2 separate regions of the Mus musculus genome follow, and region 2 is linked to region 1. A link is a loop called in an ENCODE intact Hi-C map of the cell type or tissue named here. Cell type or tissue: heart. All regions are shown on one strand. Each heading gives the region's core, and the rest is flanking DNA. Links, peaks and the distances in the headings are about the cores only.

Region 1 (5,374 bases), core at 165-5,164:
AGGCTCACCCTGACACAATGCTGAGCCCCCCAACCCTCGCCGCCTGCCTCTCCCAGACTACTGCATTGTAGTTCCCACTGACCACCAACTCAGCCACTTCTGCACCTCCAGCCACTGTCCTAACACTCACAAGACTAAGGTGGATACTTCCTAACCAGCTTGCCCGTGCACAGCACCACCCGCACCACTGCCCTTACCTTCCTGCTCTAACCACCAAACCGGCTCTTCTTCCCTGCCTCCCGCCTTCTCCTTCCAACTGCAGAGCAGGAGCACCTCCTTAGCTCTGCCTACCACCACAGGAGCATTTCCCATCCTCCCCTCCCCACCTCACTAGGACAGGCCTCCCATCAGCACCACACATAGCCAATCTGCACTTGCCTCTGAACTGTGCAACAAGAGCCTCCTCACCACTCACACGGGGTCTGAGTTCTTTTGGGAACTACCCATACCAGGATCCCTAATAGTACAGTGTTGCACAGTGGATTCTCAGCACTTAACACTCCCTCGAGCCCACACTTCCACAGTCCTAATCCAACATCTTTATTCTTTTTGTTTCTTACTTCGTTTGAGGGAGATTCTGTGTAGCACAAGCTGGCCTCCCAATCCTGCCCTACCCTCCAGATCGCCTGTGCCACCATGCCCAGCCTTCAACATTTTCACTCTGTGCTCTAAAACTTGACACTATCTTGCTCAGCATGCAAGTCACTTTCTTGTTGCATAATCTGCTTTCTGACAGTCACTCAATTAAGAACTTCTGGCTTCAAAAAAGTCACTTCAGGTTTTCTTTCTAGTTCTTTTAAGTCAACCATTTCTAGGGATTGTTTATGGATCTTTAGAGATTTTCACTTTTCCCAACCTGAAAAAAATGCTTAAAAATGTTTTCTTTTGGTTGTTAAGAGTTAGTGTTTACATGTACACCTGCATGGTGTTCATGGGCACCACAGAGGTCAGAAGAGGGTCTCAGATTACCTGGAATTGTAGTTAGGGACAATTATGAGCTGTTTCTGGGTGCTAAGAATCAAACCCAGGTCCCTCTAAAAGGACAATAATTACTCTTAACAACTAAGCCATCCCTCCAGTCCCAAGAATGGATTCATCTTTTTTTAAAAGAATTATTTACTTATTTTATGTATATGAGTACACTGTGGCTGTCTTCAGACAAACCAGAAGAGGGCATCGAACCCTATTACAGATGGTTGTGAGCCACCATGTGGTTGCTAGGATTTGAACTCATGACCTCTGGAAGAACTGTCAGTGCTCTTAACCGCTGAGCCATCCCTCCAGCCCGGATTAATCTTTCTTAATGTAAACATTTAGGTTGTGGGTAATGTTTGGTTTGTTTGTTCTTGCACTGAGGAAGCAGGATCTTTTGAATGTAGGCTACTACCCTAGCACTGAGTGCCCTCTTCAGCCTGGAGACTTTGCTGTAGAATAGCTAAGCTGTGTAGACCTCACCTCTTCAATCTCTGCACTTGGAAAAAAATCCCTGTCCAGATTCCATGCAAGTCTATGCTTTTCTTGCTTTGGATTTTTGTTTTGAGATTTTGCTATGCAGTTGTGGCTCCCAAGTGTGTCCGGGTTATAGGCATATACTGTCACTTCCTGCTATGTGTTCACCACACACGCTCTCACAATGCTGGTGCTACAGAGCGGTCACCACCAGGTCCCACCCCTCTTGGTTCCACCAGAGCATCAGGCTGGACTTGCAACATGCTGCATTCTTTAATGATCTAGAAGGGGCCCGCCCTCCCACATACCGCACACTGTGGAATTTTAAATAGAATCATTGCATTCTTACAAATACTTACTGCAAAGAACAGTAAGTCAAATTTCCTACCACAACTGAGGCCTATAGGCCTCCATGTAGAAGATCCCTAACTATGGCATGCTTAGGAGACTCAAGGTTGATCGAGTTTCCTAATGGGGTTTCACTGTCCTATTACAAAGCATTCCAGGCTAATTCTGACCTAAGGCTTTGTCATACCGTATAAAGAGCCTTGGAATTTAAGTAATGCAAAGAATCAAAAACATAGCAGTTTAAATGGTATATAAATTTCTTGTTCTCATGCTTTTTAAAGACATCATTTTTGCAAGTACACCAGATCACCAATAACATAACAGTAGCAGGTAGTAGCAATTCCAACACAACACAGCTGGAAACGGCCTGCAAACTTCATTATAATGCCATCCACTCGGTCACATATTAATATTACTTTATTAACACCTTAATTTTTTTTTACGGGAAGGGGGCTCCACATGTAACAAGGAAAAGCACTCCAGGCCGGGCACATTCAGGTCACAGGGAGATTCCACACCCGGCCACTGAAAGAAAGAGACTGGCTGGCCACTGGCCATGGACCACAGCATGACAGCACGCCACCCAGGGCGGTGCCGGGGAGAGGTGGGGGCTAGAAGGGCGGGGAGGCCTGAGACAAAGCCAGTCGGCTGACCCCCAACACACACACTACCACCACCACCACCTCTTCAGGACCTCAGCAGACAGGCTTTGGGTCCCTTAAGCCCACAGCTGCCATTGGAAGGCCGCCCCCGCCCCGAGGCCCGAGTCAGGGCGGGGCCCTGAACACAGATGGGACAGAAGCCTGAGGGACACAGGAGGGGAGTGGAAGAGAAGGGGCAGGAACAGAAGTCTAGAGTGCAGGCAGAGAGAGCTGAGCCCCAAACCTAGAGGGTCACGGACGAAGAAGGGACAAGGACCTCAACTCAGAGAGGGACAGGCAGAGATAGGACAGGACCCGAACCAGAACAGGAAGGGAAGGGAGAAGAGCCTCAGCCTGGATGTACAGGCAGAGAGATGACGACAAAGACCCCAGCCAGGAGGGGCGCAGCCAGTGACAGGGAAGGGACCCAAAGCAGGGGCGCAGGTAGACAGGGACAAGGACCGCAGATTGGAGGAGCGCAGAGAGGTGACAAGAGACCCGAGCCTAGAAAGGCGCAGGCGGAGAAAGGACAGAAACCCCTGCTGGATGTGCACAGGCTGAGAGAGGACAAGGACCGCAGACTACTGGCGCGCAGGCAGAGGTGACAAGAGACCGGAGCACGGAGGGGCGCGGACGGAGCGGAGAGGAGAGGGAACCCCAGGGTGCAGACAGGGATGGAAAGGCCAGGGAGGGGACTGGGTTCGGGCGGAGGAGCAAAATCGCAGCCTGGAAGGGCCGGGTGCAGATGCGGCGGTGGACGGAAAGGTCCAGAAGCCTCAGCCCGGAGGATGCAGGCGGGAAGGGGTCGCGGCCGCGTCTGGAGCACTGCGCACCAGCCGCGCGGAGCCCGGGGCGGGGCGGGGACCAGGCCGCGCACTCACCGTCCGATCGGGAGAGTCGCGCTCGTCGCGCTGTCACAGGCCGAGGCCGCGCAGAGCCCAGCCGCCTCAGCAGCAAGCGGCGCCTCCGCAGCCGCCCCGCAGCATCCTCACCCTGACCCGCGCTCCGCAGCCTCGCGCCACCCTCCGCCGCCGAAAATGGCGTCGCCGGCGCCGCGCCCGCCCCACAATGCTGTGCGCCGTGACGTCACCCGCCCTCGCGCCGCCGGGCGGGGCTCAGGGGAAACTGAGGCTGGGGTCCGCAGCCCGGAGCTCTCCAGGAGCCTCTCTAATCTGTGTGTGGTGGCCTCAGACCGGGAGGCTTCCCTCGCCGCGCCTCCACCCGTGGAGGACGGGAAGATCGCCAGGCGGCCAGGACCCACCCTCTGCGGCTCGCTCCTGGCCGCAGCTCTCGCTCGACCTCCAGCCTGGCCCAAAGGGCAGGCTTGCCAGCTCAGGTTGCTCCTGAGCCTCGCACAGCCGCCTGGCACCCCAACTGCAGGCCTGACTCAGCAGCGGGTTGGAGGGGACGCTGAGTCAGTGGCAAGGCCGAGCTTGCCTGCCACCGGCTTGGGAACCCTCCAGGTGCCTTTAGACGTTTCCAGAATGGCGCGGTTGTATTACTAACGGGGAGGGGTTGCGAATGCCCACAGCCTCCCCACCTTGGGAAACGCTTCCCTCTTCTGATGGTATTGCCCAGAACCTGCTGCGGTCCTCCACCCTGCACTTATACCTACCAACATCAGGGAGGCAGGTGCTTTTGATCTTAACAAGCAGATCCAGTTACTTTGACCTCCTAGAAAATTCAAAGGCTGGCCAATAAAGGGGCAGCTCCCGTGGGGAGCGCAGCAGCCCATGTTGGCCTAAGGAGAGGCTGTGGGTTCAGTCTTTACTGCAGGCTTCACTTGCCCCAGCACACAAACTGCTGCTTGGATGTTGGGTGTCGCCGGCTCTTCAGCCACTGCCATACATCTGAACAAAGCATATGACGGCCCCTGCCCAGGTGGTGTTGGAAAGAAAAGAGTAGGCTAAGCGGGAGCCCATTTCTTTCCCATGGGTCAATCACTGCCCCTCCGAGTCCTGTATATGCACACACTTCTTCAGCAAGCAAAGGGCTTTTTTGTTTCATCTGTCCCTGCCATTGCTTTGTTCAAGCTTTATCATCTCGTTCTTTTGCCCCTTCAACTGATATCCACTAAGTTCCCAAGGTTCTCACAGGAAGACCCAGGTACATAAAGTGGCAGATGGTGTCTGCTGGCCAGCTCCCATTCCAATGAGAAAAAACAAGCTCAAACAGAATCTGACTTGTTGAAAACAGTAAAATTGCAGGCAGAGTGGTGAGGGAGTGGCACATGACCCAAACTCCAAGGTCAGAAAATTGTGCTGACACACACAGGAAAGAACAGGACCACGGAACCAGCGTAGAACACTCCATTAAATCTTGAGACAGGAGCACCCCTGCTGTGTTGGGGAGGAGGAAAGACCAAGCTAATCAACCCTGCTGCAGACATACATCACTCTCAGCATGAGCATAAAACTCCTTAGCTTGGTCTACAAAGGCCACAGGACCTAGTTGTACTAAGGTCACTTTACCCTGTCCCTAGCTGCCCTCACCTGTCCTTTAGTTTTCTCTGCCACACCCAGTTCAACATCCCCCTGCCTAGACTGTTGTGTGACTTCCCATGGAGAAATAAAGAGACATCTATCCTTTCAGGGGCTAACGGTTAAGAATGCTTGCTGATCTTTCAGGGGACTGGAGTTCTGTTTCCAGCAGGCACATTGGGTGAATGCCCACAGTAGCCTCTAACTCCAGCTCCACTGTACCTGTGGACCTCTTCTGGCCTCTGTGACACCTGCATACATGGGCACACCCGCACATACATGAATATGAATCTTTGAAAGATATATAAATATCTGTTCACCCCCCCCCCCAAATGGGACATCAACAGAGCAAAGAAGTCCATCCCAGTCCAGCTTGATGAGCCATTGAAATTAGGGTTATTTACAGAAGCAAAGATGGCATACAAGCAGCTATACCACCCAAAGGCCACCCAGCAC
Region 2 (5,374 bases), core at 259-5,258, 200 kb before region 1:
AGCTACTGAAAGCCCTGTCTGGGGAAAACAAAAGTTTACATAAAGATAAGCAGAAAAGGGCTGGAAGGATGGTGGCACGGTTAAGATCACTTGCTGCTCTGATCACAGAGGACCCAGGTTTGGTTCCAGCTCTAGAATCAAGCAGCTCACAGACACCTGTGACTCTGGCTCCAGTGGACTCAACACCCTGCATCTAACATACCCGTTATCAGTTACATGTATACCCATTAGTAAGGAATTAAGGGAAAGAAGGCGGGTGTGATGGCTCGGTGGGAAGGGTGCTGTTTCCCAAACCTGATAACCTGAGTTTGGTTCCCAGGGCCCCCGATGTGGGGAAGGAGAAAGCCACCTCAGCTCTTGGAAGTTCTCTGGCCTCCACTTGCGCATGAGCACATGTTTGCACACTTTTTTTTTTTTTTTAATGGGAAGATCACCTCAGAGCATGTGGTCGACATAAGCTCTGGGCAGAATTATATCCGAGTAATGAATCACGGGGCAAAATAAGCAATGTGAAAAAACAATGAACTGTTGTCGCGCACCTATAGCCACAGTGTGTGGGAAGCTGAGGCAGGAGAGTCACAAGTTCTAGAACAGCCTGCCCTGTGGACTTTGTCTTACAGAGAAGCCAGGTATGGTGGCCTCATATCTGTGGTCTCAGCTCTTGGGAGGTTGAGGCAAGAGGATAGAGTTCTGAGTATTCATGACTTAATGAATTTGAGGCTAAACGGGACTACTTCAAACATATTTAGAGGGCGGTGGGGCCCACCTCTAGTTCCATAGCTCCTGTCCTAGGGTTAGTTTCTATTGCTGTGCTAAAACACCATGTCCAACTTGGGGAGGAAGAGGCTTGAGTTACATACTCTGAATCACGGGTCATTGAGGGAAGCCAAGGCAGGAACTGATGCAGAGGCCATGGAGGGTGCTGCTTACTGACTTGCGCCCCAGGGCTTGCTCAGCCTGCTTGGCTGGTTGGTTTTTGTTTTGTTTTGTTTTATCTTCTGTGCACTGGTGTTTTCACATATGTGTCTGTGTGAGGGCATTGAAGACCCTGGAACTGGAGTGATAGACGGCTGTGAGCCACCATGTGGGTACTAAGACTAGAACCTGGACCATCCGGAAGAGCCGTCAGCCTGCTTTCTCTCTCTGTTTCAGTTTTGCTTTAAGAACAAGGTTCCTGTATGTAATAAGCCCTGTCTATCCTGGACCTGCTTTGTAGACCCGGCTGGCCTTGAGCTCATGGAGATCTACCTAACTCTGCCTCCCAAGCGCTGAGATCAAGACTTGCCCTGCCACACCTGGCCCCCAGCCTGCTTGCTTAAAGCACCCAGAACCACCAGCTGAGGGGAGGCTTCGCCACCCGAGGCAAGCTGGCCCTCCCCCATCAGTCACTCATTAGAAAACAGGCCTTTTCAGTTATGGTTTACCCCTCCCAGACGAGCTGACAACTATCCAGCGCTGCCCTGGAAGCAGATCTCCTGAGTTTAAGTTCTACCTTACTGAATTTCAAGCCAGCCAGAGTTTCGTGGTCATCACCTGACTCAAAGCAACAATAAAGAACAGAATTGGTGGTTTGCACCAGCTCTTCTCAGCCTGTACTGGTCTTGCGCTTGCCGGACTGGCCAGCAGTAACGACGCTGCAACAGGATCCTTCTGCACACGTTTATTGGGAGAGCTTGATTGCAGAGGCGAAGAGACCCCTGAGCCCAGAACTGGTACTGCTTATATAGGCCTAGGAGAGGCGTGTCTCACACCCGGATTGGTTATGCACTAAGCCTCATTTGCATGTTCCTCGTCTGATTGGCTACTCTCTCTCTGTACCTCACAGAGCCTCATTATCATACCTCATTTGCATGTCTCACATCTGATTGGTTATACTCCCAAAGCCTCATTATCATGCCCGGGCCAGGCAGTGTCTTTGCAAAAAACTTTACTGCATATGTACACATTGGTTGTTTGTCCAAACTTATGCGTGGTGGCCAGCAGTAGTCAGTGCCACTCTGCAACGGCACATGTGGCTTCCCACATACTGGAATCAACTAAAGGCCATTAATGTGGATTTAGGCTCCTGTGTGTGACTTTCCACAGGTCTGGGGAAGAGCTTGACAAATTAATATTTCAAAGTTACCCCCAGATGTGTGTGGTGCTCGAAACTGGGTCTTAGAAAAGGCCAGTCACACTGAAAACAGGCTGTTGACAGTTGCCTCCGTTCATGGATAGCAGCCATCTGCTGTACATATGGCTTAGTGCAGTTGGTTATCACGTGCCAGGCCAGGAAGGATTCAGGGAGCCTGGGCCCATCTAGAGAGGAAGCTGGTTACATCTGCCTTGGAATTGCCCCACACACAGGCTGGCAGCTGCTCTCCCCCCACCCCCTCCCCCCGTTTACTACTAAGTGGTCCTTCAGTTAGAGAAGTGAGAGCAAGTCTATGTGGGGCTGTCTGTAGCTCACTGGGAGCAGGGACACAGGCCTCTAATCTCAGCAGCAGCAAGGCAATTATGAGTGGAAGCCAGCCTTGTTTACTCAGTGAGAGCATGTTTCTTAAAACCATTAACAACAACAAAAGAAAATCCTCAATGTGCCTGTGCAGACCCCACTTGCATTTGCACAGTGGAGAGAATACAGAATCCACCAGGGTTTCAGTAGCTGCAAGTCTTCTACCAAGAGTGGCCTGTAGGTGGAGCCAGAATGTGGCCAAACTGGTTACCATAGTGGCCTTGAGGGCGGAGAGCATAGGTGACAACTGTGCCCGTGGCACTAAGGAACAGTAAGAGAAGGATCACGATTTTGCTGTTTTATGCGTGTATGTATGTTTGAGTGTGTATCATGCGTGCTCATGTGCACACAGAGGCCAGAAGAGGGCATGGGACTAGAGCCAGGAGCTACACAGTATAGGTACTGAAACCAATCCGGGTCCTCTCAAAGAGCAGTAAGCATGCTTATGAGCTGTTTCTCAGCCCCTGTATTCTGGCATTCTGATAAGTGTCACTGAATGGGTGGGCATGGCAGTTAAGTAGATTCAGAGCCAAGTGTGATGTGCTTCTATAGCCCCAACCAACTTGAGAGACCTAGCAAGGAGGGCACAGGTTGGGCCAGCCTGAGCAACGATCTCACTTCCTATCAGTACATTTCCTAGCTCTTGACAAGACAGAACAGTGTTGTTAGTGAGCACATACAAAGCCTGTGACAAGGAAATGAGGCTGGGGCTTCCCACTCCACAGGCCACACCATGTATCTGACTCAGTGTAGCAGCACAGGTTCAGAACTATGGTCCCTACTGCTGCCAGGGCAGAAACTTGATTTAATTTGTACTCCAGGGCTAAGAAGTCTAGAGACAACAGGCCTCAGAGAATTGAACTCCAGGACACTGTTGATTAACCCACTGAGTGAGGGAGAATAAAGTCAAACAACCACCAGGTGGGCTAGAGACTGAAGCACATAGAAACTGTGCAGGCAAATTGAAAATTAAACAAAACTGTAGAGCCAAGCATAGTGGCGCATACCTTTCATCTCAGCACAGTAGGGTAGGCAGATCTGTAGAAAGTGGGCTGAGGGATGGCTCAGTGGTTAAGAGCACTGACTGCTCCTCCAGAGGTTCTGAGTTCAATTCCCAGCAACCGCATGGTGGCTCACAACCATCTGTAATGAGATGCCCTCTTCTGGTGTGTCTGAAAACAGCTACAGTGTACCCATAAAAAGTATAACCAAGAAAGCAAAAGATACTAACCTATTCCAGTGAGATGGAAGTCAGAAGATCAATGGACCAAAATCGATGGACATAAATGCCAGTTCCTTGAGAAGATCAATAAAGGAGGAAACCCCCAGCCTGACTGACAGATAGAGAAGACAGAATGGGCAGATGTCAATACGGGTTTTACAGACATTATAGGGACAAGGACTAAGGTGTGGCTTGGCCTGCCCAAGGCCTGGCTTTAGACCTCAGTGACTGGACACATAGATTGAAAGGACAGTAAGAGAATGCCATGGCTTTGTGCCAATAAAAACTACAGGGTGTAAGAAATGGCCGAGCCCCTTGTAAGAAAGTTCCGTCATTCCAGAGTTCACACCAAGAAAAACCAGGTAACTTTACAGCTGCCAAGATAGCTCAGCGGGCAAAGGCACTTGCCTGGAAGCCTGATGGGCCCGAGTTCATCCATAGAATCCACGTGGTGGAAGGAGCAAACCAACTCTTAGAAACTGTTCTCTTAGTGTACACACAATTTTAAAAAACAGAAAAAAACAATAGCCTAGATGGCCCTATGTCTATTAAGCAATTCAAATCAGTTTCAAACTGTTAGATCAGGTGTGGTGGCATGTGCCTTTAATCCCAGCACTTGGAAGGCAAGAGAGGTTCTTGTGAGTTCGAGGCCAGCCTGGTCTATGTGGCAAGTTTCAGAACAGCCAGGACTATATAAAGACCCTGTCTCAAAAAATAAATTTAAAAAGAACTGTGTTGGTGTTTGTGGCTGTCACAACATAACTGAGAAAAATCAACCTTAAAAGGAATTTACTTTGGGTTCATAGTCTCAAAGTTTCAGTCCACGGCTAAGTGTCCATTGCTTTCACTCTGGACAGAAACAGACGGGAGGGTCAGAAAGCCAGTGAAACCTTCTCCCTGCAGAACCAGGGCTTTGACCTCACAGGTTCATGCTCCCGCAGGGCAGCCTGTGACCTTTGACCACCCATGCCTACATGGGGACAGGCTACCATTCTCCCAATAAGGCTTGGACCAGAAGCCCCACCCCTGCCCAGATTGGCATCATCTGGGAGCCACCCGATAGCCCACCCTAGGGCTCTGGATGCCTTCTGAATGAAGAAGACAGGGACAGAAGCAGAGGACTCCGAGCCACACATAGGGTTCGCTAGTGCCCTTCCCACCCATCTGTCTTCAGGTGACCTGATAGCCCCAAACCAAGGTTTGGGAACATCATGATGGACTATTAGTAGTGTCCTCAAGTATCCAGGAGACTGGCAGGAGGCCACCCTCTCTCCTGCCCCACAAAGGGACTGCTGTTGGGGACAGTGAGGAGCCACACAGAGACACTACCTGTCCTAACAGGCTCAGGTTCTTACAGCCACAATGAAGTCAGTCTGCTATAGAAATGCAGGCGTTTTCTCTTTTGAAAGGGCACAGAGTGGGACCTTGTGTTTTTGTCCCCACTCTGGCCTTGTAGCCAAATGGCTGTTCTACTGAAACTGGCACCGGTGACCTTCCAGGCAGTGAGAGTGAGTGTAAAACTCACCCCATCTGCAGAGCCACTGCTGCCTTACAACCTGTGAGGGGTGCATGTCCCCCAAGCCCACTGGACAGTGGGTACCAACTCACAGATACTTCAGGCTTCTCCTGACTCCACAGAGTGCCTGGCACAGGAACTG

Evidence for each region. Hi-C counts contacts between places; a loop is a spot of excess contacts. Peaks named below come from ENCODE experiments on the same cell type or tissue, not always from the same donor. Only the 100,000 strongest peaks of a DNase experiment are listed, where the experiment ranks them.
Region 2: a loop joins it to region 1, with 2.7 times the contacts of the local background. A loop is called at or near these places in 1 of 42 quality-filtered maps.

What each region holds. Positions count from the first base shown.
Region 1 is chr12:111,756,988-111,762,361 of GRCm38, reverse strand. It overlaps Klc1 (kinesin light chain 1), which reads right to left and starts at 3,513. Exons shown (of 16, transcript NM_001025360.2): 1 at 3,320-3,513. In heart, for the core only: a CTCF peak has its summit at 2,315; DNase peaks (open chromatin) are centred at 2,441, 3,151 and 3,641; H3K4me3 peaks cover 2,677 bases; H3K27ac peaks cover 2,623 bases.
Region 2 is chr12:111,955,644-111,961,017 of GRCm38, reverse strand. No RefSeq gene overlaps it. Among named protein-coding and RNA genes, the nearest start is that of Atp5mpl, 8.7 kb to the left of the region's middle. In heart, for the core only: a CTCF peak has its summit at 2,676 (motif pointing right); a DNase peak (open chromatin) is centred at 2,667.